Linked DNA regions of Mus musculus: regions 1, 2, 4, 5, 6 and 7 are each linked to region 3. A link is a loop called in an ENCODE intact Hi-C map of the cell type or tissue named here. Cell type or tissue: left cerebral cortex. All regions are shown on one strand.

The links. A loop is a pair of places that touch in the nucleus more often than their neighbours do. Peaks named below come from ENCODE experiments on the same cell type or tissue, not always from the same donor. Only the 100,000 strongest peaks of a DNase experiment are listed, where the experiment ranks them.
Region 1: it touches region 3 in a loop (2.1-fold over the local background); 2 of 42 quality-filtered maps call a loop at or near these places.
Region 2: a loop joins it to region 3, with 2.4 times the contacts of the local background. A loop is called at or near these places in 9 of 42 quality-filtered maps.
Region 4: a loop joins it to region 3, with 4 times the contacts of the local background. A loop is called at or near these places in 16 of 42 quality-filtered maps.
Region 5: it touches region 3 in a loop (5-fold over the local background); 3 of 42 quality-filtered maps call a loop at or near these places.
Region 6: a loop joins it to region 3, with 12 times the contacts of the local background. A loop is called at or near these places in 6 of 42 quality-filtered maps.
Region 7: a loop joins it to region 3, with 2.3 times the contacts of the local background. A loop is called at or near these places in 2 of 42 quality-filtered maps.

The regions. Positions count from the first base shown.
Region 1 is chr3:136,037,943-136,041,942 of GRCm38, reverse strand. No RefSeq gene overlaps it. Among named protein-coding and RNA genes, the nearest start is that of Gm31243, 140 kb to the right of the region's middle. In left cerebral cortex, no CTCF peak of the experiment used is centred here; DNase peaks (open chromatin) are centred at 1,203, 1,689 and 2,285; H3K27ac peaks cover 1,950 bases.
Region 2 is chr3:136,903,566-136,907,565 of GRCm38, reverse strand. It overlaps Ppp3ca (protein phosphatase 3, catalytic subunit, alpha isoform), which reads right to left. Exons shown (of 14, transcript NM_008913.5): 10 at 2,193-2,267. Among named protein-coding and RNA genes, the nearest start is that of 1700006H20Rik, 50 kb to the left of the region's middle. In left cerebral cortex, a CTCF peak has its summit at 1,751 (motif pointing right); no DNase peak of the experiment used is centred here.
Region 3 is chr3:136,667,128-136,671,127 of GRCm38, reverse strand. Ppp3ca (protein phosphatase 3, catalytic subunit, alpha isoform) reads right to left here and starts at 1,062. Exons shown (of 14, transcript NM_008913.5): 1 at 227-1,062. The coding sequence starts at 284. In left cerebral cortex, no CTCF peak of the experiment used is centred here; DNase peaks (open chromatin) are centred at 613, 1,133, 1,702 and 2,832; H3K4me3 peaks cover 2,267 bases; H3K27ac peaks cover 2,880 bases.
Region 4 is chr3:135,884,958-135,888,957 of GRCm38, reverse strand. Slc39a8 (solute carrier family 39 (metal ion transporter), member 8) reads right to left here. Exons shown (of 9, transcript NM_001135149.1): 9 at 386-2,153. The coding sequence ends at 2,004. Among named protein-coding and RNA genes, the nearest start is that of Gm31243, 15 kb to the left of the region's middle. In left cerebral cortex, a CTCF peak has its summit at 2,196 (motif pointing left); DNase peaks (open chromatin) are centred at 1,180 and 2,187; H3K4me3 peaks cover 213 bases; H3K27ac peaks cover 235 bases.
Region 5 is chr3:136,449,223-136,453,222 of GRCm38, reverse strand. It overlaps 1700030L20Rik (RIKEN cDNA 1700030L20 gene), which reads left to right and starts at 3,874. Exons shown (of 5, transcript NR_040592.1): 1 at 3,874-4,000. In left cerebral cortex, no CTCF peak of the experiment used is centred here; DNase peaks (open chromatin) are centred at 1,655, 2,076 and 2,531; H3K27ac peaks cover 2,640 bases.
Region 6 is chr3:137,751,196-137,755,195 of GRCm38, reverse strand. No RefSeq gene overlaps it. Among named protein-coding and RNA genes, the nearest start is that of Mir6380, 30 kb to the left of the region's middle. In left cerebral cortex, CTCF peaks have their summits at 1,901, 2,100 (motif pointing right) and 2,680; DNase peaks (open chromatin) are centred at 2,139 and 2,597; H3K4me3 peaks cover 732 bases; H3K27ac peaks cover 1,356 bases.
Region 7 is chr3:137,199,191-137,203,190 of GRCm38, reverse strand. No RefSeq gene overlaps it. Among named protein-coding and RNA genes, the nearest start is that of Gm567, 88 kb to the left of the region's middle. In left cerebral cortex, no CTCF peak of the experiment used is centred here; a DNase peak (open chromatin) is centred at 2,445.

The DNA.
Region 1 (4,000 bases), 630 kb after region 3:
TTTCAGAACAGCTTACGTATTTCAAAATTATTTATACAGCCAAGAGCAATGTAGACAATTAATTTGGGAGGTGCCTTGTAAGACAACAGCAAAGCATGAGACTGAAGGCCTTGCTTGATATTTATAATTATTGTATCAATTTTGAAGAAGAGGACTTTATAAGTTACTCGTATTCTGAGATGAGTGCTTTTCAAAATCATCATAGCCAATGAACCAGAATCTTACCCTCACCTAATGTCTGTGCCACCCTCCAAGCAGAACCATTGTTCATTTAAACAGTTGATGAATGACTTCATGGATATACCATCTTAATACACATACCATTTCTTCAATGAATGCAACCTGCTCCCTGAGGGCTGAGAATGATGACAATCACTCAAGTCAAATAGGTTTGACCATAGCAGGAAATCTGTATCCAAAAATCATGCCTACAATTCATTCCTTGGTGCAGCAGAACTGTCAACTCTTATCTACTATGGAGGTAAAATCCTTTGATGTGAGGAACATTCAAGTACAGCCTTATTACAATAAACTCCCATGTCCAAAAACTGTTCTTATTTTGTGTTTGTACCACATTAAGAGCCAATATTTTAAGCTCTACTAAAAACAAAACAAACAAACAAAAAGACTTTATCTATTTATTCTCATTAAAAAACTAATAGTGATATATTATTTTAAAATAAAAAGAAGGCTAGCAGGGAAGAGGCTTCTAGTTCATTCCAGCTTTTTCTCTATATCATGCAACCAAGACATATGGTTTCTTCAGCAGTAGGGTCTTATAATCTGACCAATAACCTGTAGTGATATGTAGAGCAAAGCCTTATGTCTGGCTTTGGGTTAAATGTTTCACCAAAGTCTTTGCTAAGTTTGGATCATTCAGTAGAGGCTAAGAAATTGTTATGAGGCTGTGCAAACTTTGAAGAAATGTTGTCTCTCCGGAAGGTCTGCACTTGGAGCTACAGGAGAGCTTGAAGCTGTATTAATCTCAGACCTAACCCACTCCTGGCAAACCTGGAGTTCTTACTTTTCGTTATGGCTAGCCATGGTCAAAAAGAACTGAAATTTGTGTGTGGTGTCTGCTCTCATGGGCAGCAAGGGCAAGACAACTTTGGTAGCTGGAACCTTCCCCAGCCCCAATTAACCTTGTATGATGTTTGAATCAAGTAGCTGGAGTGAGCTAGCTGGGTATTAGTCTAACCTGAAAGGCTATACCCCTCTGCTCCTTCGCAAAGTGATGGCTTAGCATCTTGGTGAGCTTCTCTCTGTACTACGGCACCTACAACCAACATCAGTCAATAATAACCCTTAAGAATTTATCCAACACCTATCATTGGAGCTTTTGCTTAGTAATCCATAGCTTCAAGAATTATTTTCCAATCCTGAAGGATATGTCACTTCCAAATCTGCTTGCTCATTTCGTTTTGGCTTTGTTTGGTTATAAGATTATATAAGGATGTTTTTCATTCTCCTGTCATTTTGGTTAACCCTTCCTCCTTCCCTCATCCCCCTTTTCCTACACACTTTCAGTTTTTAAACCTTCCCACCTGCTCTGAACCCCCCTTTCTGCTTATGTAATCACTACATTCACTATCCCCTCTGTTAAGACAAGCTCTCTTCAGGGGCTCCTTTCCAGTTCCTTCTCCTACAGAATTCCTAGTTACACATGCTCACTTATGGATTCAAGCTGGGAGCCACTTTGAGGGAGAACATTCGGTGTTTAATTTTTTGTGCCTGTGTTACCTCACTCAACTCCAGTACAAAATTTAAAGAAATTTAAATGACTTCGATGTTCATGATCATTTATTTTAACCCATGCATTTTCATCTTCTGGAAGCAGCCTTATCTCTCTACAGAAGAGAACAATCAACTCTTTTTAAGGAAATTCTAAGAAAAGAGTCTAGACAAATTAAGTGTACCCAGATTTGATTCTGAGATGAAGGATGGAAGGGCTGGCTCAAGTGAACAAGAGACTCGGTGCTCAGCTTATTTAGGTAGAGTTTATTCAAAGTAGTTATTTCAAAGTCAGTTTCTTTCATCATTTTTTTTCCTTAAAACTGTTCCTAGTGCACAATTTTTAATTCTTAGAAAGATGCCATGGTGATACTTGAGCTACTTTCCCAATGCCTTCTCAGAGTTTTTCAACTTTAACGCGAAAACATCCCGTCCCCATGCGTCCTAACTGCAGCAAGGAACAGAGCCCAAGAGTCAGTTCAGGGCAACTTATTTCAGCCTTGCACTCCAAGCTTTCTGATCTGCCATTTTTTTTTTTTTAGCACCAGATGAAACTTGTGGGTGTCTGCTGGCTGAGCACCCCCTCAGACATGTGGTCCGGGGTGTGCTTAGATGGAAAGCAGAGCCTGTGAGCCTTCAGACACTTCTTCCAGATGGGATGTGATTGGAACTGGTGCATTCTATCATAATCTTTGGGAGGACGACCATTCTTCCCACTCAGGACTGATAGTCAATCTCTTGCCCACCCAAGGTCCTTTGAAATAGGCTGGATACTGGGTACTTTTTAACTGCCCCTTATTGTAGAAATACAAAATGATTCACTACATTGTTAGCAGCATATGCTTGACATACTTTGAGACAAAGATTTAATAAACACATTAGGGAAAATCAATTATAAATAGCACATGTTTTGCACAACCCGAGCCGCGGGACAGTAACTACTCACAATTCTCAGACAAATTTCTTCAAATCACTTATGAAAAAGACTGCGTAAATGAGCAGAGTGGTTTGGGTATATATGCTAGTTACAGAGTTATAAATGGATGAAGCTTAAAGAAATATTTGCTAAAATCCTTAGGCTTCAATACAGAAACAAAAGCAAACACCTGTGAACCTGCCTGACAAAGAATGAAGCTGCCAGAATTCAAATAGTAGTTGCTCAGAATGTTGGTCTCCCAGTTCTAAACTTCATGTGTTGATCCAAAGAAAATGGCATTAACACGTAGAAGTCTGGAGTGGCTGTTTATCTAGACGGTCACGGCTATCACCAATGACACCAGAGAGACCCTTTGCCTATCAATACAAATGGAACACAGCAAGACAGCCCAGCAAGAAAACCAGAACCCCATTAGACTCTGAATGTACATTGATCTTAGACATTTTAGCCTCACAAAACAACGAGGAGTAAGGCTTTGTTGTTTCTGAACCCATCTGATTATGAAATACTATTATAGTAGTCTTAACTAGCACAGCTCTCATCATATAACATAAGAGAGACATAGGGAGGAACTACTTAGATTGCCCTTTCCATGGGGGTGGCCAGCTTTGGGAAAAGTAATGAATGAACTTTGGAATCCACAGCGCCACTTACACTGAAGTTCTGCCTACCTGTTGCTCCCAACCAAGACCTGAGCACTGTGTGAGAGCTGTAGCCAGGCTACCCTCTCCCAGTGTAGGATTTCTTCAAGGGGTAAGCTTTGTTCTGAGTAGCTGAGTGGTCTCAGAACCTCATTAAGACCTCTGGAGAGGAGGCACTGAAGTCTTCAACTCTTCCAGCCTCACCGTTCTTCCTTGCGCCTCTTTTCTTAGGTGCCAGACATGCAGTGCAATCTAGACCCCGCCCCTGCCAGCCTGTGTCTACCTCTGCTGTCCACAGATGTCCCATCCAGTAAGGCTCCTACCAGCCTGTGTCCACCTCTGCTGTCCACAAATGTCCTATCCAGTAAGTCCCCTGCATTTCTCACTCTGTCACCTCCAGGAAGCCCTAAACTGCTATCAACCTAACTTCAGTGTCATCCTAGCCCATCTTCCTTGTAGAAAACAAATAATAGCTAGACACTGTAAACTTGATATTGACTATGAACAGCAGAGTAATAACTACCATTTTTCTCTTTTACAACATAGCATACCTGATTTCCAATTTTTAATTTCCTGTTTGAACTGTTGTTCCTTCCCTGCAAACCATTTCAAATAGAGGATCACTTTTCTTGGCCTTCCTTCTGTAACCTTATCTATGGCTTTCTTTAGCCCAAAGTCACACTTGTCCTAC
Region 2 (4,000 bases), 240 kb before region 3:
AAATATCTGCATTCAGAACACAGTATCCCAAATTATGGAACTTATTATGATAATTACTGAAGAAAAGTGGATAAGCCTCCAAATCAATGCTTTTCTGACTTCTTCCCATCCCTCCCTGTGCCTTCTCTCCTTCAGCATCCAGGCCTGTGTCCAGCAGAGAACCTGGGATGCCTCTCCCACAAAGCAAGCCCTAGAAAGTTCTCCATTCCTCTGAAGGCACCCAGCAAGCATGCTGAAAGGCTAAGACGCATCTGGACAGACAGGCTCCCTGCCTTCTTCCTTAGGTGTTTCCCTTCCATAGTACCCCTTTGTCCTGCCACACTGTTGTAAATTTGCTCATTATTTATCAAACGAGACCAAAAAAAATTAGACATTTGTTCTTAGCTTTCTAGGTGGTTTTCTCTGATGGCTCCGGGGCCACCTAATATTCTGTATCAAATCCTTGGACTTTTCTTTTGTGTGCCTTCCTTTTGGAAGTGTGTACCAGCCGGAAACTTTGGGATGGGTAGAAAGGCTGCCTTCACAGTGAGAACAGGAAGGTAGGGAAAAGAAACGTTGGCATAAGGGTCTGTACTGCTGTTTACGATTCAGAATCTTTGGTTAGTAATCTTTAGTTAAAAAAAAAAAAGTAATCTTTAGTTAAAAAGTCTGGGCCATTTATGAAAATGTTATTTTTTAAGAGGAAACACTAACCATGGAAAAGTTAACCATAGTACCTGAGGCTATAATGTGGGAAGCATCTAGAATCTAGACACCTACAAACTGTGACATTAGGCACATTTGCTTAGTTAACATCTAAAAATATCTTTAAGAGTCTTAATAATTATTTTTTTCCTTCTACATCCACTTTCCTCCCAATCCTATTCTTTTGCAATGAGGTGTCTGAAAACAGTTTATGAGGAGAGGTAAACGGGATGAGAGAAGCTGTAGAAAAGAGAAATACTAGAGCTAGCAGTAAATTGTGTGTTTAATGCATATATATGTAATATATATATACATACATATATATACACATATATAAATTCTATATCTCTATATTTATTAATGATATCAATTATATATCAGTTATATATGTATATAGTCTATACTATTTATCCAAGTACATGGTCAATAGACACTTTGTGCTTTTAGCTGTTATCAGAGTTCATACACTAAAATACTAAATCATGCTATCCAAACACTAACTTTTAGAAAGGGCCACCATCTCCTGTTTTACTAAAGTGCTGTTCAATGGCTCTTCATTTAAATTAATCAAAGCATCTACTTCTATCTTTGTCTTTCTTCTTTATTCATTATGTCTTATTCCGATGACACCGTCTCTTTCCACCCCAGTCCCTCTATGAAGATTCTGCTTTCTCCAAGGCACTGAGGAATCCCAAGGACCCTGCACAGGGTAGGACGTACTAATATACATGAAGAAAGTTTGCTCTAGCGTGTTCCGACTCTTGCCACATCCTTGTCTCTTCCATGCGTTTCAGGTGCTTCACCAGGGCTCCCAGTCATCGTCCTTCTACTTTTAACCTCACACACCTCTCTGTCTTTGGAGAAAAATCTAGTGTTTGGAGGTAACTGAATTATCGTAGAGAATCTCAAAATAAGTTAAGGACTCTCATGAATTCATCTTTACATATTAATACACAGAAAGAATTAACAGTTGAGGTCATCAACAGTGCTTAAAAAATGAAAACTGTAAAGACATGGGGGCAGCTAGTGGAAATGGCAGATGAAAGCAGGGGGCGCTGTGAGAGATAGCAGACCTAAGAGCACACAGCAGAGGGCACTGTTAGAGATAGCAGACCTAAGCACACACACTTACCCACATGAAAATGTCTTCCTTTACCACACACATCAAGATAAATGATAGGAGAGAGGGCTAGAAAATAGTTTTTTTTTTTTTTTTTTTTTTAAGGAGGTTAAAGGTTATGGGTGAAAGTATATCAAATAGCAATGTGGGTAACTGAAAGATGGTTATTAAAATGGTTTACATTTCAACAACAGCTTCAAAGTAATAAATAGGGCAAGCCTCTCATGGTTTCATTTCTGACATTTTCTTACCTCAGACAAAATGCTTTCACTTTCACCATTATGATTTAAACATAATCTGAAATCTTAAAAATGCATGACCAGGGTTCGCATGGAGATCCTACGTAATTACAGGGCAGATGGGATGAGTGCAAAGCTTAGCCTCTCACCGTCAAATCCATCTTCTTCTGACCCCAGTTCATCGTCGGAGCAGATGTTGAGAACATTGACCAGCATCTCAGTCACTGTAGCCAGACATGGAAGAGAGGAAAGACAAGCCCCAGGTGTCAGCCATAACTACTGCTCCGTCAGCGCTCATCTGCGCCTCGTGCTTATCTCAGATGAAGTCACTTCTATGTCTCTATCCCTGTCCTTAGCATCTGGATCTATATCTGCCTTTACGCATCATACGAGATAACATGCTGTCTAATCCCATGTAGGCTTTTAAAAATAAAATTATGATGTCATTCTTATGAAATCCCTTACTAATTCTTATTAAATATAGGTCAATAGAAGGTGTGCGTGGGGGGGGGGTGCAGGGGGGGGCCAACAAATGCTGGATGAGAATACCCTGTAAATCTATAAGGGAGAAGAGAACTGTCTTGGAATTTTGTGTTTATCTTCGCAATGATGCTGCCCGGTGTAGATTAGATTACAGACTTCTGTTGAGCAGACTGAGCGAATGCCAGATCTCTTTCAGTTAATTTGTCTAATCCTCTGGAGACTCCGTCCGTGACAGGTGAGGAGCTGTGTATTTAATAAAAACGGCCGATAGATGAGCTAATGTATTTGAAGGAGATTTGGGAATATTGATTTTTTTTTAAGAAATAAATATGTTGACAGAAATATCATTAAATTTGATTTCCAAAAATAAGGTTTTAAGATACTTTGAGATGAACCAGAATTTAGTAAAGTAAATAGATGGTAATAGGTTTATGGAACAGTGAGCGGCCTTCTTTCCTAGCAATGTGCATGTTATCATGTTTAATGTTTCTTGAAATTTGGTTGGGTTTTATCAAGCAGGTAATGATAGGCCCACACATCTTCAGAAGCTGTTTTTAAGGTTACACAACATTTTAAGAAATATTCTTTAGGAACCAAAGACACACAGAGAGAAACGCCAGAGGTGCCACGCCATTGATCTAGAGTTTAATTTTCAAAGCCGAATTATGTCTTACAATATATCACTGATTTCTTTCATAAAATATGGTCAAAATCTGAATAATTAACAGAAACTGCCCACCTAAAGTGTGTTCTACCATGCCTGGTAGTTGTCAGGATCCAGACTGCCCTAAAGGGTGTTCTAGCATGCCTGGTAGTTGTCAGGATCTAGACTGCTTCAGTGTCCACAGCAGGCAACAGCTGAGCCTGTTGGGATGCTGGCATTGACCAGTGTAGGAACCCCGAGCATGGAGTCCCATGGGTTGGGACACTGTTACAAGGCACCTGTGACTTATTAGGACGTAAGAGAAAACTTTTCTACCGACAACTCAGTACTTGCCTGTGGAATCATTATCAGATAGTTAAATAAATTAAAAATGTCTCCATAAGTCTTGTAGATGCTCAAAAGCCACATAGCTTTTCTCTAAAACTCTGCATAGACCTGACTTTCTTAAGTGCTTGGAAACTTATCTTCACAGAGGCCACCAAGGGACACTCCATGAGGAATGAGCCAGGCTGTCAGTTAGGCCTCCTGGCTCAGAGGCTCCTGGCTTTTGCAAATTTATCTTTATATATCAATCAATACATTTTTTTTCTGTAATTTAGGTTAAGGAATAAAAACGGGACAATGGGGGCAGGAAGAGGGGATGGTAGGAATAGAGGAGTAGGGGAGGGAACAGAAAAGCCCAATTCTGAAAACTGTTCTGTTTTTAATAACTATGGTCTGCTGCGTTAAATGTTACCCTTCTGCATGTTGTGGGCACTAAGCGCTGCCTACAATTGTGAGAAACACAAGGGAAACATGACTATCCTAATT
Region 3 (4,000 bases):
CCGTCCACGAAAACAAACAAATAAATACATAAATAAAAATAAATGCCCCGATTAGGGCCGGGTGGGCGGTGTGGGGGCAGGGCGCGGCGAAGGAAGGGATCGCCTCTTGCAGGAGATCCTAGAAGGTCCCCGGCGCTAGCCGGAGAGGGACGACCGGGGCGGGGGAGGGGAGGACAGTCGCCTGCGGCACTCGGTGCACCCCGGGCCGACGCGGCGCTGCGCTTACCTTTCACCACCCTGTCGGTCGTCGACAACTTGGGATCAATCGCCTTGGGCTCGGACATCTCCAGCCACCGGGAGGGGGGGACAGCGACGCGCTGCTCGTCCCGTCCGACTGCACACCCCGACCGCACCGGCGGGCCAGACACTCAGCGCCGCCGCCGCCGCGCTGCAAACCGCTCGGCTGGAGCTCTGGGCTCTGGGCTGGCTCGAAAGTTACTGCCGGCTCCGCGCGTCCCTCCTCCGCCGCCGCCGCCTTCACTCCTCCTCCGCCGCCGCCAGCCCCGCCGCCTCGCTCCGGGCTGCGCGTGTGTGCTGGTTATTTATTTATTTTCTGAGCACGCCTCCCGGTTCTTCTTTTATTCTTGGGGACGGGGCGGGGGATGGGGAGGAGAAGCACACGCGAGCACCCACCCCGGCACCGACACCGGGCGCCGCGCAATGGAGCCCCCACGCGCGCACACGGTCGGGATTAAGACCGATCACATGGGGAGGGCCGGGGGCGAGGGAGGAGAGGCAGGGCCGCGGATGTCAGCGCCGCCAGCCGCGCCTCGGCTTCCCGGTGCTGGAGAGGCGGCTGCCGCTGCGGCCGCCGCTGCTTCCCCACGCCGATTGTCGCCGGGCGCCGCCGGGGCCGCGGCAGCCGTAGACGTCCCGCCGCCGCGCTCGTCCGCGATCCTCCTCTGCCTCGCGGCGCCGCTGCTTCTCCACGCACAGGCAACAGCCGCTGAGCTCGGTGGACACAGTCCGGGGCACAACCTCGCCTCCGCCGCCGCGCCGGCCGCCGCCACCACCGCGCCCGCCTCCGCCTCCTCCCCTTCCTCCTCACCGCCCCCGCCTCCAGCGCCCTGGCCACCTCCTCCTCGGGGTCCGCCTTAGGGCCCGCCCCACGTTGCACCTCGCAAGCTCATTGGCTGGAGAGCGCGTCCCTCATCGCTAAGGCGGTGGTCTGGGTGACCGCCCCGCCCCCTGCTCTGTTTTCTTCAGGGTGCCAGTCAGTCCCGTGGGCCTGCTGCCTCCACCGCCCTGTGACCGCTCAAGTGTCACTGGAGTGGGCAGGGAGGAGGGAGGCTGGACTGGGAGTAGGGGCCGGGAGGAGCTGGGCTGCTGCGTGCCCCCGCGCCTGCCCACTCCCGAAGTCCTGCACACACTCCCGGGTGGGTCTCGGCCGCTCCGAGTGTGTGAGTGGCCCGCAGTAGTGAGTTCGGAGACCGAGGAAGGAGGAGCGCCGGACGCTCCCGGCCGCGGCGCAGCTGCTGTCGCTGCCGCAGCTGTCCAGGGAGGATCGCCAAGGAAGGCGACGAGTAAACAGCTTACCTTGGGGAGGCAGCTCTGCCTGAGCTAGGTGGACGGGGATTACTGATGGTGGGGTGGTTAGGACGCGTGCACAACTTCACGGGAAGAAACGAAAGTGTGTTTGGGGCGCTGCGGGACGCGGTGGCTGGCTGGCTAGCTATCCAAGGTGGATGGGAACAGACTGGAGCCTATGCGACCCTGGCTGTGCTCAGTGACCCTGGATGCCCTAGGAGATAAGAGGAGTCAGAAAGACTCGGGAGAGGTCGCCTTTTCCCTGTTCACAGGAGCTAGCAGTCACTGGTGGCGATAGGTGACACTAAATTTCTTCCTGTTCCTTCCAGTCAGTCACTCAGTGATCAAGATGCATGTAGGGCCTTGGCTTGTTGCAGTTTCTCACAAGTCCCTCATAAGAAGGAAAATAAGGGACCGTGTATGAAATGCTCTTCAAAATATCTTCTGCCTCCTGAGTTCCAGGACAGCTAGAGCTATACCGAGAAACCCTGCCTCGAAAAAACAAACAAACAAACAAACAAAATATCTTCTGGGCACAGCCCTCCCCCTGGCCTACCACAACCCCAAGGACCAGCAAGGAAATTATGAAGAGAGCTGAATAAATTTCTCACCCTTGTCCTTCCTGTTTTATTTTCAAATTCCTTCAGTATCAGGGTTTTCGTATTTCCTGAATTGGACTGTAAGCTTAATAAAGGGCCTACAAAAAGGTGTGGGAAGCTGCTGGAGGCACACTCCATTAGTCCCAGCATCTGGGAGGCAGAGGCAGGAGGAGCTCTGTAAGTTCCAGGCCAGTCTGGTCTACAGACTGAGTCCCAGGACAGCCAGGACTGTCTTGGGAGGGGGCGGGGGGGGGAGTTTAGGAAGCTAGGAGATGGAGCCAGGAGAACTGATCTGGCCACAGGGATTAGATGAAACTCAAGTCCAAAAAAATACAAATTTAATAGCAAATTGGTGGCTCTGGGGCATGACAACTAGGTAGCCTCAAGGATTTTAGGACAGAGGATGTGAGAAGGCTAGCCTGCCAGTCAAAAGGAGAGATGGAGTGGATGGTCACATCCCATCCGCAAAGGGAGGCTGCCCTCGTGGCCAGATTTCTGCTGCTAAATTTGCCACCTCTAGGGTCCTTGCTTTCAATAAGATCTATATAGCCCAGTGGAATTTTCAGGGAACATGAAATTATCTACAAGAGGACTCTGTAATCTCCTCAGTTAGGGGTTGTTGCAAACAGCCTCCTGGGCTAGAGCAGAGCTAGTTGCCAAGGCAGATTTGGGAAGCTGGTCCCTGGCCAGATGGCTGGAAGAGAGGGAAGGACGCCAAGACCTGTGGGTGAGCAGGGCCTGCTTCAGGAAAGACCAGGAAACCTTATCTGGGGATCCTCACTTTGAAAGCCAAGACTCCCTCACCCCCACGCTGCTCACAGATGCAACTGTTATTTAGAGTAGCTCTCCCCTGGGCATAGGAAAGGCATCCTTGAGCTAGGATCAGGGGCTGAAATTATCAAACACATTGAAAAGTTTGATAATAGAAATAGGAACTAAAGGTAGACCTTTCAGAAACACCCTTCAGTCCATCCCAAGTCCACATAAGGTGTGTGTGGGGGGGGGGAGGGGGTGACAAATAGTAATCACTTTGCACAGCACATCTTTCTATCATCAAATACTTTTAGTGTGTGTGTGTGTGTGTGCGCGCGTGTGTTTCCCTAAGCACTGTAATGTAGATGCATATTAAGTAAAGTTGGATTCTTAAGTACTATACAGGACAATGCCAACCAAGGAATAGCTAGGTCCAGACACCCGGCCTAGTCAACCAGATAGCCAGTCATCCCTTCCAATGGCCAGCTCTCTGCTATAGCTGTCCCTTTCCTTTTCTCCTTAAATCCTGTTAGAGTTCCCAAACAGCTCTTGACTATATTCAAACTGACAAAGATTAGCTTACATTTGGAACTCACATTTTCACTGTGACAGGTTCAGTTTTCAGGAGCTGACTTTGGAAATGTCCTTTGCTTATGAAGAGAAAGTAAAGATTTTTTAAAAAGTCATAAAAGACAACATTTCATACACTACAAAAAATAATACACTTTTCCTTCCTTTGTTTAATTATCTCTAGGAAGCAGCTTTCCTGTTTGGAATTCCCTTTCACAGCCCAACCATAATGAGTCCATGCGATTAGTTCTTGGTATTGATAATCTGGGCCAAGCTGTCTGTGACATGCCAGCAGAGTGATGGAGCAATGATACGCACCCTTCCATCTGTAAGCTTCTTCAGCTGAATACAGAGCTTTCTAAGACCCTGCTATAGACAGAGTATCAAATAGCGACAAGTCTTATTATGACAACATCAAGAACTGTTGATCACCTCCTTAGAAAGACTGCATGAGGCTTTAAATAAAAAAAAAATAGTCATTTCTGTGTTAGTCGCTAAGATTTATCGATGTATCCATTAGGAAATTAATATACAGCCATTGCTTATTTTAT
Region 4 (4,000 bases), 780 kb after region 3:
CAAAGTCCTTCATTCTCCATGGTAAAGGGAAAGGATGGAGAGCCAGACCCACAAAAAGCAGGCCAAAGAGTCAATCTGCATGTACACTGAGAATCACTAAACTATCTTTTCAAAATATTCTTCCATAAGTCATTTCATTAAAAATACATACAATCTGTACTTTTTAATGTTTTATATATATATGAATGTACTATAGCTGTCTTTAGACACACCAGAAGAAGACATCAGATCCTATTACAGATGAATGTGAGCCACCATGTAGTTACTGGGAATTGAACTCAGGACCTCTGGAAGAGCAGTCTGTGCTCTTAACCACTGAGCCATATCTCCAGCCCACAGCATATACTTTTAAAAAGCAAGGATTGTTAAGCACTGAAACGAAAGGTTATACTAATATAGATTGTGTTTATTGAAATGAAAAATTAGTCTTTGTAGGATTTTTTTGCTAGATATTTTTAAAATAATACAACATCAGTTCTCTACTTGCCTCTCTTCTCATAACACCAGCCACATGATGTCACTCAAAATAAAGACATATTAAGAGAAAAATAACTGACACGGTACATGGTTTCAAAAGCTTTTACTGTTTGGTCAAATAATATTTTTTAATTGTCAGTCATAAAGTGAGAATACACATAAACATATATGTTAAAGTTTATCAAATCTGCACTGTTATTACATGAAAATGTGTTTGGGCTTATAGGAAAACATAATTCCTGAGATAACTTGGCTTCTATTACTAATTCTCATCACTGTCAAATCATCTTTTTTTTAAGTTACTTGGGAGTGTGAATTGAAATTAGGATGTTCAATTCAGACTGATCGTCTACAACGTGCTCAAACACTCAGTGAGCTGTGTGTTTTACGAAAGGTAGAAAGAGTATGCTGAGGTTTTCCATCCAACGGTATACCATATGGGAACAAAGCACACTGCACATAAAAGAAGCCGTCTCTGCTGACTGTCAATCACCCCTAATGAGCACATGCCTCCTCCACCATCAGTCTCTGACACAGCCCAGCCCAGCTGTGATTTTTGCATTTATTGAAATTCCCCCTGCTAAATAATTATGCTCATCTTTTAAAAAGTAAATTGCTCACAATTACATTCAATTTCTCTCTCCCACCCAACATATTCTCCACCATGACAAAGCAATCCCAGAGCATGGCAAGACTGAGTTCTAACCAGTCTCGCATACTCCTCAGGCATTTCTGTTGGCTGGAACCACAGCATAAATCATAGCAAAGCAATTCTGGTCTTCTGCAGGGTGTGTTCAAGCTTATAACTCAGGGACCAAGCCCTGAGCCCAAGCCTTGCTGGGCTAGCAAGCCTTTCATCCTTTCCTAATTCATGTTACTTTGTATTAGCTTTCAAAACAATCCTACAGGTCGCCAACTGAGACATAAAGCTGAACAAACGCTGTGCGCTATCTTTCTGGGGTTCGTTAAGGCACTGGGATCGGTCCTGCATGCACTGGAGCTGTCTGTCTTGATTTTCTTCCTCATTTGATGCACCTGCCTTTAAAAGCAGTCAAACACATTAATTGGAAGAAAACCACTCTGAAAACGCTTGAGGTTTTTGTTGTTGTTGTTGTTGTTGTTGTTGTTGTTGTTGTTTACCCAAGCAAGTTCTGAAACCTTACATGACCCAGATTGTGTTTTTCTCTGGATCTGTATGTCTGCTTGTGAATGCACGTGTTTGCTTCATGATAATTTTCTAATATGCATAAAATATTGAAAACCAGGTATTTACCAAAGGCCCCATACACCAGCCTTTGCAGTCTGAAACCGAAAACCTTTTAAGGAAAAATTTTAACAACAAATTTCACCTATTCTACATATCTGAAACCAGTCATTAGATTCCTTAGCCTTTAGTTGAAAATAATAAAAAAAAAATCTCTTTTAACTAAATAGGATATACTTTTAAAAAAACAAAAATCCCTATGGAGATGTTTCTGTGTTGTTATTAAATGCCTTCCCGCGTTGACGTTATACTCCACTTCCGGCTACTGCAATTCGATGTCTCCTGCGTACAAGGTGATGAGCAGGATGGCAGTGAAGCCGGTTAACATCCCTGCATTCTGGATCATGAAGAAGGTGAAATCCGTTTGTCTTCCAGTTACTTTTTCTCTCAGCATGTCGTTCATCTCTGGAAACTAGAAGACACATTATTAAATGGCTGTCGCCATCTTGTGGTGAATCCTGAAATGCTCGTCTGGGGTTTCTGCACAGGAGCTGAGCATTTCTTTCATTTGGGACTGGATCGTACCAATCAATGTTTTGCTTCAGGTATTGAGGAATCCTAGTATTCTGCGGCATCCACGGTAAAACTATCGAAAGGTCACACAGCCAGATAGAATGTACCTGGCTTGATGCGTTCTCTCCTCAACTCTCTTCCCATATACAGCTGTCTACACCTCAAATTTTAAGGAATTCAACCCGGTGGGTTTCACCCTCAGGCACGCATTTCTGTTTACTTCCGTTAGCCCTTACTATACTATACTATACTATACTATACTATACTATATTCTGCTTCATCCCCATTAGATATGCTATTGTTCCTCTTATCTCATAGTATTTTTAAGTATGCCATGTTTTACTTTGTTGTTTCTTGCTTAGCCCAGGCTGCCCTACTATGTCACTATGTCACTATGTAACTAATGACGATCTTGGACTTAATAATCACCCTGCCTTGTGCCACCACAGAGTTGGTGAAGTGTTGGGTTTTTTTCTTGTTAGATGGTGACATTTTTGTTTGCTTAAATTCTGACTTTGCTCCTCTGGAGAGAAACACTTATGGAAACCGCTTCCCCGCCCATCTCATAATTTTTCCGGGCTGACTGGAGGGGAAAAACATTTGTGTAACTGACTGAACCTGTTCTTTGAAGTAGCTTTCTTTACTGTTCTGGTTTCTCCATTGTGCTTGCTCTTTCCTCCCAGAGCGACAAGATTTTTTAATAAATTGTGTATTGGTCCAGTGTTGAAGATTATAATACTTTCATTATAGTGAAAACAGATAAAAATCCTAGGTGTTTTTAGTAAATAAATAAATGTTCATTCTCAGCCACAGCATCCACTGCAAAGGTTACACAAGGGGACATGTATGTCCTGTTTTAGAAACACAAATTGCATGATGTGTTATAAATGCTGTGGTACCCTGGATGCAGCCATGCCAGGGATCTTCAGACTCCAGAGGCAGGTCAGAGAACTGGCGTGAAGTTCTTACAGGGAAAAAGTTGGTGACATCTCTAACATGAGGAAACTACTATGTCACATAGGACATCACCTGTATCGCTTCCATAAAGGTACCAACTTTGATAGAACTTTTTTGTGTCATGGGAAGAAATGGCCATCTGGAATAAAGACAATGTGCAAGGTAATTCTGGGCAGAAAAATGTAAGTACTGTGGGGGTCTAAGAGCTAAATCCTGCCTTTTTTAAGGGTCTTTGATGAACAGCAAACTGGGCCAGACACTTACAGTTTGGAGCTTGTAATCCAAAGGAAAGATGTTATTAAATTATACGTAATACATTAATTTCTAAATATAACCCAAATACTCTTTTTTATACTCTGACACTTCATTCTCTAGAAATCTGTCCAAGGTATGCTTGAAAACACACAGGGTATTTTTCTCTACACACACACACACACACACACACACACACACACACAACCTACAGACATAAATAATACTGACTCAAATATATATTTATTGTCCAATATTAATTTCTACTTAATTTAGTGTAATATTTTAGCTTAACTTCAAAAGTTTTCAGTGTGAATCACTTTGAATAAAAAAAGTATTTCGTCTACCAAGTTATTTATTCTTCTAAATGTGACATTCTTATGCAACTGATGGGTCAGGCCTACTATAAGAGAAGACGGGTTTAATTCATCACATATTAAAAGGAGTCCTTAGAAAGTAGCTCCCACTATTAAAAGTGCTTACTTTATCCATAAGATCAGTCATCAAAGAATCAACGACAGCCATTCCAAGCTACTG
Region 5 (4,000 bases), 220 kb after region 3:
CATTTAGGATATTAGCTTGCACTTTTATTTCCCCAAGGCCAAAACAAATGGTTACTGTGTATCTTTTCATCCAAATAGGAAAATGTTCCTTAGTAAAGCTTTGGTTTGGTTTGATATTAAGGCATCGTTTTAAAGCAATAAAGGATGCTTTCCAAGTCGTTTGAAAACAAACCTTAGATCTAGAAAATAGAGTCAGAAGTGTGCTGTAGCCCATTCCTACCAGTTCTCAAGAGCCAAATATGCACCTCTCTTTAGAACTTTGTATTTAATAACATCAAATTGAATATGGCGATGGTGGAAATATTTGCACCATGGGAACTGGCAAATATTGCAAGTCATGGCTTTCTTCCTGCTGAATTTCCCAGGGAAATGCTGCATGGTTGTAACCAGTCTCAGCTTCTTTTCTCCAAATGGCTAATCCCTGTGATGCTTATAGATAGTAAACATAATTTAGTAATAGGAGAAAATGGAGACTGCCTTTACAATTTTCTCACCTTGCAAATGAGGGAATGAGTACCTAGAGAGGCTAAATGGTTTTCTTAAGAGCACACAATTATCTGAAGGGCTTAGATAACAATCTCCCCACTTGAGCCTTACCATAACTACCTGGTGTGAAAGCAATTTTCTATTACTGGTAAGTCAGCACTGACATGGAACTCAGTGTGATCGTGAGATCCTGTTTTATACTGGTCCATTCTGAAGTTGATGGTATGCATCACTACACTGATTGGTGTGTAGGCTGCTTCATTTTAACAAATCTTTTGTCATTCTGTTTTCAACCTTGGTGTTATTATAAATCTCCCATATTTGTCTGAGTTCTTCAGAGCAATAGAACTTTTAGGATCCATATGTAATGTATAGAAAAGATGTATTGTACAAGGTTGGTGCATTTAATTGGGAGTATTCAGAAGTTCTCTCCCCTCTATGCTAGTCAGAGTCACAGGGAAGGCTGATGGTCTCATTCCAACACAAACTATAGTTCCAGGAATTAAGTAGGACACAGTCTAAACCCTGGTTGAAATCTGAACCTTAAGAACTGAGATCTCTGATAAACAAGAATGAAAGAGGTAGGTTCATGTCCCAGAACGGGGAGAGACTGCCTCTTCTTTAACATTTGTCATTTTGTAGGACCTTTGATAGATTCATTGATGCCTATTCACATGGTAAGGTAGATCTTTATTCAGTCTAATGTCTTCTGGAAATGTTACAGACATATTTAGAAATAGTGTTTCCTTCTTATTTGGGCATCCTCTCATCTAGACAAGTTGACCTAAGATTAACCACCATGTTGTTCAAAATTCTCTACAGAACATTTATATCTCCCGTCAGCAGCTGACTTTTGGCAAAAAAAGATATACAACTAAAGATGGGAGGCATCTGTTGTATATAAAGATAAAATGGCCTGTACGTCTCCGTAACCAGTCTGTGAAATAAACACTTGTAGATCTATCTTGAAGTGGCCAGCTTTCCCTTTGACTACTGAGACTTCCATTTTGTGTTGTATGAGTGAGATGTGTGGCTGTAGCTTTCCAACGTTCATTCAAAGGCTTCTGTCTGAACACAAAAATAAGTAAAACACACATTTCAGCTTGGCACAAAGTTTTCATCAGTTGGGCTGATGGGAAAGCAGGTGGTGACAGTGAAGCAAGACAAGGCTGTGATTGTGGCAGGCCTGACTCACTGTGAAATACCAGTGAGCAATGTCCAAAGGCAGGGAAGAACGGGGAGGGTGGAATTATATCACATTTCAACACAAAAGACTGCTTAGGAGTCTTTCCTATTCAAAAGAGGGAACATGATTTGTCTGGGTTCATAAACAAATTTACTCAACATTTTTTCGCCATGTCGATTCTTTTCTACACTGATGAACGTGTAAGTCAGGAGCTCAGCCAAAGCCACAACACTCAGGTCTGACAAACACCTTACTCTCTCACCAACAAGTCAGAAAGAACTGGAGGTCTTACGATTGCACTCGTGGTACTGAAAAATTTTCCACAAGCATACAGAAAGGCAGCTGGGGATTTCAGAAAGAAAATAGGTATGCTGAGTGAGACATGAGCCCAGACAAGAGTGTGTCACACTGCTGTGGACCAGAAAAGCTGTAAGACAGATGGTAGACACAGATACACTTGAAGGATTTGGGCCACATCTCTGAAAGTGAGGGTACTCAATTCTTCGAGATTCTCAAGTCCCTTCTTATATTTTTGGTTGTGAGCCTAGCCTTTATCGGCTGAGCCATCTCTTCAGCCCCTTAAGTCCCTTCTTGATGAATCAAATCTGTAGGAAAATATTTGCTTTCTATGACCTTTCCATGCCTAATTTAATTAGTTCAGAGATTCACTAGTATGCTCTGATTAGTATGAAGAAATTTCCTTATGGTAGGGCATTGACCAATGTTTGGAGCAAGAAATAGCTGACTTAAAACATAGTTTTGCAGCTTGCTAGATGTGAAATAGTGGGTGAGTTCTGTATCTTGGAAGTTGTGTGTGTCCTAGTTTTCTCCCGGATAAGATTAGAACTGGAACATCAGTTGCCTTTTAAGGTTGCTTTACAGGACCATGATAGCTGACGATGGAAAGTTCTTAGTATAGGACCTCATACCTAGTAGCAACCTGCATCTCAGTGTTTGCCACTGTGGCCTGTTGGAAGGAGGAACTGTCATACTGGGGACTGTCCTGCCTTTGCCAGAATCACTGCCAAGTTGTCAAGGCAGTTTTTCTTCTGGATTTCAAGAATCTCATTTCCATAGTGAAGAGACTAATTGGCTATAGCTCATATTATACATAGTAAGATACCTTATTATATAATCATTTATAATAATTACCTTATTATATAATTATGTATTATAATTATGTATAATAATAACTTACATATTTTGAGTACTGTATAAAAACAGGCATACCAACGTATTTAATCTTTACAAAAGTACTATCAAATAAGGCCAATCTAAGGCTCATTTGAAGATGAATGGATTAAGACAGAGCAGTTAGGTAGCTTGATGCATAGTTAATAGTAGCTGTTTGGATATAATGAGTATAAAGGTATATATTACTATTTAAAGAAACATTTTATTTATATGTAATGACCCTTTTACCCAATTTCCATTCCAGAAGGACCCATGGAGACCAATGTCCATGAAACTGACTCATGCTTTGGAGAGGAGATGTGGAACTTGCTCATAACTTTGCTCTTTTTTCTCTATGTACATTAAATTTTTTCACCATTATTTATAACACTTGATACTGGTAAATGATATGTAAATGGTGGTTATAATATATTATTTAGGGGCTAACTAAATGAATCTGTGCATGTTCAGTATGGTTGAAAAAGTTCCCCTAATACATTGTATTCAAAGATGGTGTTTCAGTTCACAGATATTGAGAGGCAATTGTACATACTTCGGGTTTGTTTGTTTGCTTGCTTACATTTCAAAACTGTCTATAGGATAAAGGCAGTTGAATAACAAAATAAAAATAAACTGTACCCAAATATTTAGATTAGACTAGGTGAATTCATGTGTCCTTCCTGAGTATAATGTACGATTTCAGCCTACCCAGGAAGCAGAGTGGCAGATCTCTTCACATACAAAGATACCCCCACCCCTACCATCTGTCTCTGGGAGACTCTGGGGATAAAGGTTTCTATGCTGTATCACTGCCATCTGTACCGCTGGGGTCAGAACAACTATTGTGGAATAATTAAGGCTCTTGTGACATCATTAGAATCTGATGCTAACCTTGCTCTGTGTGGGTTTCCAGTGCGACAGGATGTGACTAGAGTCGTTCCCCATGGTGCATTCATAGGAGTCAGAATTTGGAGCACAACTTCCTTCTCTGTGAATAGCAGCATGTTCTGTTGAGATTTAAGATTCCTAAGACATTTGGAAGAAGGGTTGTGATGTAGGGCAAGATCTGTAGCATAGAAGGAAAGAGAAACAGGACCACTTGAACTATGTCCTTTCTCTTATCTAAAATCTGGGGGAGCCAAAGACAGAGATTAT
Region 6 (4,000 bases), 1.1 Mb before region 3:
TTAAAGTTAGCCACAGAGTGAGTGTCTTAAAAGCAACAGGAATACTGCACACTTTCAATCCCCACACTCAGGAGGCAGAAGTAGGCAGGCAGATCTTCAATAACTCAAGGCCAGCTTGGTCTACCATAGCAAGTTTCAGGCCATCCAGGGTTACAGAGTGAGTCCCTGTCTCAAAGCAAGCAAATACCACCCTCCCTACTATCCCCCTCCAGTAATCATCTCCTTTAGTCTTGGGAGATTAGAAACATGAAACTGAGGTGTTGGACTATTGCTGGAGGACCCTTTTATTAAGGTCTCAGTCCATCATGTCCAGAGAGCTCTCCAAGGTCAGCACATGGAGGACACCCTTTCTCAGTGGGATTTCCTCTTTTCTGCCCAGCCTTAATGGGAGAGCATCTCTCAGCTCAGATGTCTTATTCTGAGACGACCTTGCCGAGAGTCTCCTGCAGGTGATTTGTGATTCAGTACACGAGTCTTGGCTCTTCTTCTTGTCCAGATGATAATTCGGTGCTGTTTTGTGACCAATCAGCTCTTCCTGTAGGCAACCCTCAGAACTCTTATATAATTCACCCCTGTAGCAATACGATGAGCTATCTCTCTGAAGCTAAGTCCCAGAAGTTCACAGCCATCCAGGCCCCGATTGCTCTTCTGCTCCCTTTGTCTTCGTGGGTCGTCCTTAGTTTCTACCCTGAGTTTCCTTCATGGTGAGCTATAAGTGGTAAGGTAAAACTTTCCTTCCCCACTTGTTTTTTTTGCTTGATGTTTTATCATATCAACAGAAGGCAAACCAGTGCAGGAGGCTGCCTATAACTGGTTGAAGGATGGGGCTGTTGATGATGGACTGAACTCCCTGCTTTCTGTGACAAAACATATACACCTGTTATGTGTGGTGGCTTAGGTATGAATGCACAGAACTCAGAAGGCAGATGCAGGACAACCAGGAGTTCAAGGCCAGACTGGGCTTCAGGGAACCAATATGTTTCAAAATAAATAAGTGAACAAATAAATACTCGTTCAGTTTGTTGATGTGGTGGTTTGTAACAGGAGCTCAGAGTTCAGAGATAGCTAATGGCTTCCTGTTTCCTTAATCAAACATTACCAAGTTACATTTCTGGTGTGTGTGTATGTGTAACTGTGTGTTTATGCATGTGTGTATGTGTGTGTATATGTTTGTGTGTATGTGTGTAACTGTGTGTTTATGCATGTTTGTATGTGTGTGTATATGTTTGTGTGTGTATGTGTAACTGTGTGTTTATGCATGTGTGTATGTGTGTGTATATGTTTGTGTGTGTCTGTGTGTGTCTGTGTGTGTGATGTGTATGACTGTGTGTCTATGTATGTGTGTGTGTACACGTGTGTGTATGTTTCTGGTTGTGTTGGGATGTGAGTGAATGTTGTCTCCTGTGAACCACAGTGCTTCATTGGCAGGTGGAGGTCTGCAGAACGCGTCTTCTTCCTCTCACCTGCTGAAGTAAGGCAGCGTGTACAAAATATTTCTCCTCTCCAGATCTGCCTGCTGTCGAGTCAGAATCATTTATTATTTATTCCTCAGCACGATAGAGCTTAACTGCTTATTTTCGGCATGATTCGTGAAATAGACACAGGAAGTAGAAAGGCGGGAGCTGTAACTGCCTCCTGTTTGTTGTTTTGTTGTTGAGCAAGGCTGTTGGAGACTCTGGTCCACGCCTTGTCTTAAGTCTGTGGAGTGGATCTAACACAGGGCCTCATTTGCAGTGTCAGCCAGGCTGTCGCCATGAGAAGCTGGCTCACGGAGGGCAGTCTAAATCTCTCTCCTCTGCTGCAGTCTGCTTTCTTTGTGAAGACTGCTAAGAACATTCCAGAACTCTCTCCAAATATTGAAGTCCTTATCACTTCCTAAACTGGATGTTTGTTCAGGTCTGCCACAAAGCAGTACCAGTACTCTCTCATCAGCAGCTTTCTGTGACCGTGACCGTGCTGGGAAACTCTCCATACCCTGGGAAGAGAAGGAGGACAAGTATGGAAGTCCCATTAGTTATCTATTCGGAGGCTCCTGGCTTTGTTTTCTTAAAGGAAACAACTCGACTGAGTACCACGAGAGGGCGCCAGTGGGCTATGTTAGCGCTGGCGAGGCACTGCACTCCGGCATCCTCCCCACTCCCATTCCTTCCCACACTGCGGGGGGCAAAAACAACCCGGGGGCGCTGACGTCAGCTAGCCGGAGGCGCCTGCCTCTGTACCCATAGGTATAGTTAATCCCCCAGGAGTGAGGCCGGTGCTTTCTCTGGCAGCCCAATTTTCAGCTTAAATCATTGCCCTAATCTTATTTTAATGTGCATTGGGGCCCTGGCGGCTAGAGTGGGTGGCAGGGGAACAGCATTTAACATCCTTTGGAGTTTGGATTGTGCCGGACACTTCTTAAGCACTTGGGTGGGACAGAGAGACTTAATCTTGCAGCTGCAATCGACCTCAGTAGCCTTTGCCTTATTTGGCAAATTTAATTGGCAACGTTAATTTTGGGGGTTGGGGCTGGGGTAGAAGAGAAGGAAAGGAACACATGTGAAATACTAATATGCGCTGTATGCTTCACAGCGACTGTACGAAGTTGTTAAAAATGCTCAGTTTAGCAGAGACATTGAGAGAGATCAGAGCCTTCAGTCAGACAGCTTGCAATTGGCCCGTGGAGCCCTCCATTGGCCAGTCCCAGAACCACAGTCTGGGATCTGCTACCTGTGCGGCTTGCCTCTCTCTTGGGAGGCAGAGGCAGGCCAATTTCTGAGTTCTAGGTCAGCCTGGTCTACAGAGTGAGTTCCAGGACAGCCAGGGCTATAAGGAAAAACCCTGTCTCGAAAAACCAAAACCAACCAACCAAAACAAAAAACACACCCCCCAAACAAACAAACAAACAAAAACATCCCATCATCAACAACAACAAATCAAAACCAAAACAAAAAAAAAAGTTTTACAGGAAACTTGGCAAGAATGGAACAAAACCCACATTCCAAGGGGAACTAGCCCTTTTCAGGACAGTAGAATAAAGTCTAAATTTAACCACTCAGATGTGAGTTAACCAGCAGTTGTCTACAATGTATCTTGCCTGACTCAGAGGGTCCAATGTGCTTACAACAAAGTAGCAGAAAAGCACTGGCTAGCCGAAGGGCGGGCGTTGTTTGATTGGTGTGACATCCACCGGCTGTATTTACATCAAGTAAATGAAGAGAAGAGAGCAGTTTATCTGATGACATGGCTCGTCATCACATTGCAGGCACCAAAAAGGGGTATAGTGACCCGGGACATGGGGTGTGAGGGGAGTGACACAGTGCCCAGGGCAGTGTCTATAAATGGTGAGTCAGAATTCAATGATGCTTTCAGAACGGCGATGGGCCCACTGCCTGCATCCCAGACTTCTTCAGCTTAAGCCCACATCCCAGATAAGTAAATGAAGTCCGTGCACTAAAAGCATAAACCAAGAAATCAAACTGTAGGCACTTCACAGACCAAAGCACCTCATGAAGGTGCCATGACTCCGAAGTCGGACAGAGAGCCATTAATGTCCTATGGGGCATTAATACATGTTTTTTTTTCCTTCAGGCTTTCTTTTGCTGTTTTGACAGGAGCTGCTTCACCTTCAGGGATTTTTGTTTCATTCTTGAAAAGCTTCATGTAAAACTATGAATAGTCCATTTGGTCAGAGTCCTCAAAGTCAAACTAGAAAGTGAGGCGCAGTGCAGCGAGCCGAGCCCAGTGAGGACCGAGTTAGAACCAGAAGGACCGGTGGTCAAATCCCATGCTCTGTAGTTTTTAGTCACTTGCCTGTGAGTGAAATCTTCACAGTGGTGATGGTTCAGCTTCTTTGTCAACTTGACTGGGTTTAGAATCACACCCTTGGGTGTGTCTGTGAGGGTGTTTCCAGAAATGTTTAAGTGAGATGGGAAGGACTACCCTGAGTATGTCCAGCTCTCCCATAGGCTGGGATCTGATTGAACACAAAGGAGAAATTGGAGCCTGGGTGTGTGTGTGT
Region 7 (4,000 bases), 530 kb before region 3:
AAGGCCCTAAATACTGGCCATTCCACTGTAAGGATACAGCTATGGATGCTGTGTTCCAATGATTGTTCAGAATTCTCAGTCTGTGTAGTGCTGCATGGTAGATGTACATCGAGAGGTTAATCCATTGGCTAACCTCTAGGGTCAGGGCATCAGAGTGGAGCACTATTCTCAGGTGACAAGATCTGCTCTGGCCTATCAATGGTAGGATTATCACTCCACCTACCATTCTCAGCTAGAGTTGAATTTTGGGAAGGCCTAACATTTTGGCTATTAGCATCTAGCCTTTTTCTCCTTAACTTATTTTCATTAGGGACTTTAGCCTGAGTTGGGACTGTTCCCTCTCCTCAGGTACTAAGATAGCTCAGCTGTTGTTTTTTTAATGATTTACTTATTTTATTTATATGAATACACTGTCGCTGTCTTCACACACACCAGAAGAGGGCATCAGATCCCATGAGAGATGGTTGTGAGCCACCATATGGTTGCTGGGAATTGAACTCAGGACTTTTGGAAGAGCATCAGTGCTCTTAACCAGTGATCCATCTTTCTAGCTCCTGATAGCTCAGTTTTAAAACATAAGTTCTTTCTAAAGACAGTACCTGACCATTCCACCCTGAGCCATATTAGGATGACAGGGTGGGATTATTTCCAGTGTTGACCCATCTGCCAGAGATCCATTCTATCACCCAGTCCTACCAAAGAACTTGTGAGGGATGAGGACTCGTACTGTGAATAGGGCTTGCAGTCTCTTCACCAAGGTGACTGACCTCTCTGGATAAGGATTCTTATACTCTGTCTGCAATGGGCGGTTAGCTTCCTTTATTTGATTATGGCACATTACTTGTTCTTGTCATATATTCAGCTATTTTATCAGTCCCCTTATGAACTTCTGTTTTTTCCTCTCTCTTTCTTAGATAGATTCTTGTCTTGTTCTGACTCATCTTCACAAGGTTACAAAGAGGCAGATTCTAGCCTACCACCACACCAGAGAATCTCTCTGACTACTTTCTAAACTCTGAAGACAGCAGTGAAACTCTTAAAGGGACGTAAAAATTCATGAAATACGACACCACTGAAGATACAATCAATTTCCATTTATTAACACCAAAAAAGTGGAACTCTATGAAATGCTTGATTAAAACAACCTTAATTCAAAATTTTTGCATAGAAGCTTAGCGAATGACAAGAAATACAGATAGCAAACTCAGGGAAATCAAGCAAAACATTTGTTTCCACACTGCATTTTAATACCTAAAAGGAAAGGAGTGATCTCTTTGTGTTTTGAAATCCATGTACAGACGAGACCTCATCAATTGTTTATAATGACTTGGTGACATCATTCGTGAATAAGGCAAACACGAGTCAGAGACTTGCTTGTTCTCATCCCAAGTAGTGACAGGATCAGAAACAGAATCTGATCCTCAGAATGATTAAATATACCTTATCATTTTATATGCCCTAAGTCAATTTGGTTTACTAACAAATAACAAGCTTAATTTCGATGGTTCTTTATAGTTTCCTGAGGGCTCTTAAGTAATTTACCCCATCTTTGCTAACAAGTGGTACAGTACGCTATGCTAGAAAGAATAAAAGGCTAACCTCTGAGAAATTAGAAGTCAACAGTATTTCAGTTACATTTCTGTTGCTGTGATAAAACACCATGACCAAAAGAAACTTGAGAAGGAGCAGGTTTATTTCAATTTACGGCTTAAAGTCCATCTTGCAAGGGAAGAAGATGCCATGCAGGAATGTTGCTCTGGCTTGCTCTTCATGGCTTGCTCACCCCATTTTTGTATACAACCCGAGATGATCTGCCCATGGGTGGCACCACCCACAGTGGGCTAGACCTTCCCTGACCAATCACTAATCAAGTAATTCCCCCAAACACACCCACAAGCCAATCTGGTAGAAGCATTTCCTCAATTGAAGGTCTCTCTTTGAAGATAATACTAGGCTTGTTTCAAGTTTAAAAAAAAAAACAACTAATTCTTGAAATGGTACACAGCTAGAAGAAATGTGTAGAACTATTTTCTGAGGTCTTCTAACCTTAAGGTCAACAAACTTCTGTGTGCATCAGGCTGGCATAGCATGGCTATTCTTGAGGAATTATGGAATTTCTTTACATCATATATTTCTCATATTATGTCTGCATAACTCCAGTCAGTGCAGTGCTTTTTGAGGGGGCCTGGAATGGTGGAAGCTGCCCATCTTTCAATCCACTACTAAGTGTTTAATGCTTCAGGAGAGAGTATCATGGAATTACTTTCACTTTTCTCCATCGGTCTCAATTGCCCAGCTGTATTGTTGAAAGATGGAAGTTTCTGCATCTCTTATACCTCTCTATTCAACTAGCTTCCCACTGCAGTTATTTTTTTTAAAATAAGATCCTAGGCTTATTTACTTTCAGTACAGAGAATATTACACCCAAGCATTTCCAGCAGCTGCCGTAGGTGTTTTCCTACACCCACACTTTCTAACTGTATGCACAAGTTCCCAAATGCCAAAAGACATGACAAATACGCATGAAGTAAGTTGTAAGTTGTTTCATTCATTCCCTTGACATGTAATAAATCACCTTACATAAATTCTCAAAACTTTCTTCCTAAAAACATTACTATAAAGGTACAAAATGTTACAGGATGTCCTCTGGTGTTTAGAAATTCACTAATGTCAATATTTTCCAAAATTAACTAGTCTGTCTTCTTAAGAGTGATGTAGGTAATGTTTGATGGTACAGTGAAAGCCAACTTTTCTCCCAGTTGATCTTATCTTGTTTATACATATTTAACAAAAGATAAATGGTTGACTCCCTTTGTATTTAGTATTTAATTTTGTATCTTAACTTAAAAAGTATTTTTTAAATGTCGTACATGCATATAAATACATCTTGATCATAACCAGTTCTAACTTCCACCTCCAACTTTCTTCTCAGACCTTACCATTACCTGTTCTTCCCCAAACCATGTACTTCCTTATTACTGTTATCATTTTTTAACCCACTGAGTTTAGTTCACTCTGCTTATATGCTTATGTCATTATTTACTGGGAGATGGGGAACACACCAGTGTCCATGCCTCTGAAGAAAAGTGACTTTCCCTTGCCTAGCAGCTATCAGATGCTAACAACTCAGATAGGAGTGGAATCGTTGGATCTATTCTCCCATTCAGGCTAGAATTTAAGCGTATTGATCTTGTGCAGATCTGGGACAAACCATAGCTGCTGTGAGTCCATGTGTACAATAACCACGACATACATGTCCATAGGACATTTCACAATACTCTTCCCATTTGCTTGCTACTCCAAACATGGTCAAAACCCAGAGCTAGTGAAACCATAGTGCCTAAGGAAGAACCTACTAATGTTGGGTTGTTTTTTTTTAATAGTCATGTTATCAAAGTGTCAACATTGTCTAAATGCTTATGTTTCTATTATAGATTAGTGCTGCTTTCAACCTTGGTCAGAGAATCTTCATGTTGTAGTGGGTGTCAGTCAATGCAAAGACATGGCACTGTTCAAAGTGCTAAGAATTGGTGACTGTGGGTACTTTGTTATAGATGGAACATATCTATGTTGTATCAAAACACATATGCACACACACACCACATGCATACCTTCACACATGCACATACACAAACACCATGCATATACACATGCACACTCACAAATACCACCTACACACACATGCACACAAACACTTGGCTCAGGAAACAACATAGAACAAAGGGAAGAGTGTATTTCTTAACTTTTCAAAATGTAGGAATTGTCATCATTTTTTCTGTTTATTAAACTACTTCTATCTTCTAAATTACATTAAGATACAGAAATATAACAATTCAACTTGCCTAAAATATGACAATTAATGTAGAAAATATGCTTCAAGATATTTTCAACATAGTTATTTTCAACATTCTATTATAATTTCTATTGTTTTCATCAGCATTCACATTCACTTTTCCATACCAGTAAATATGGACACAACATTTTTTTGAATAGAAAGAAT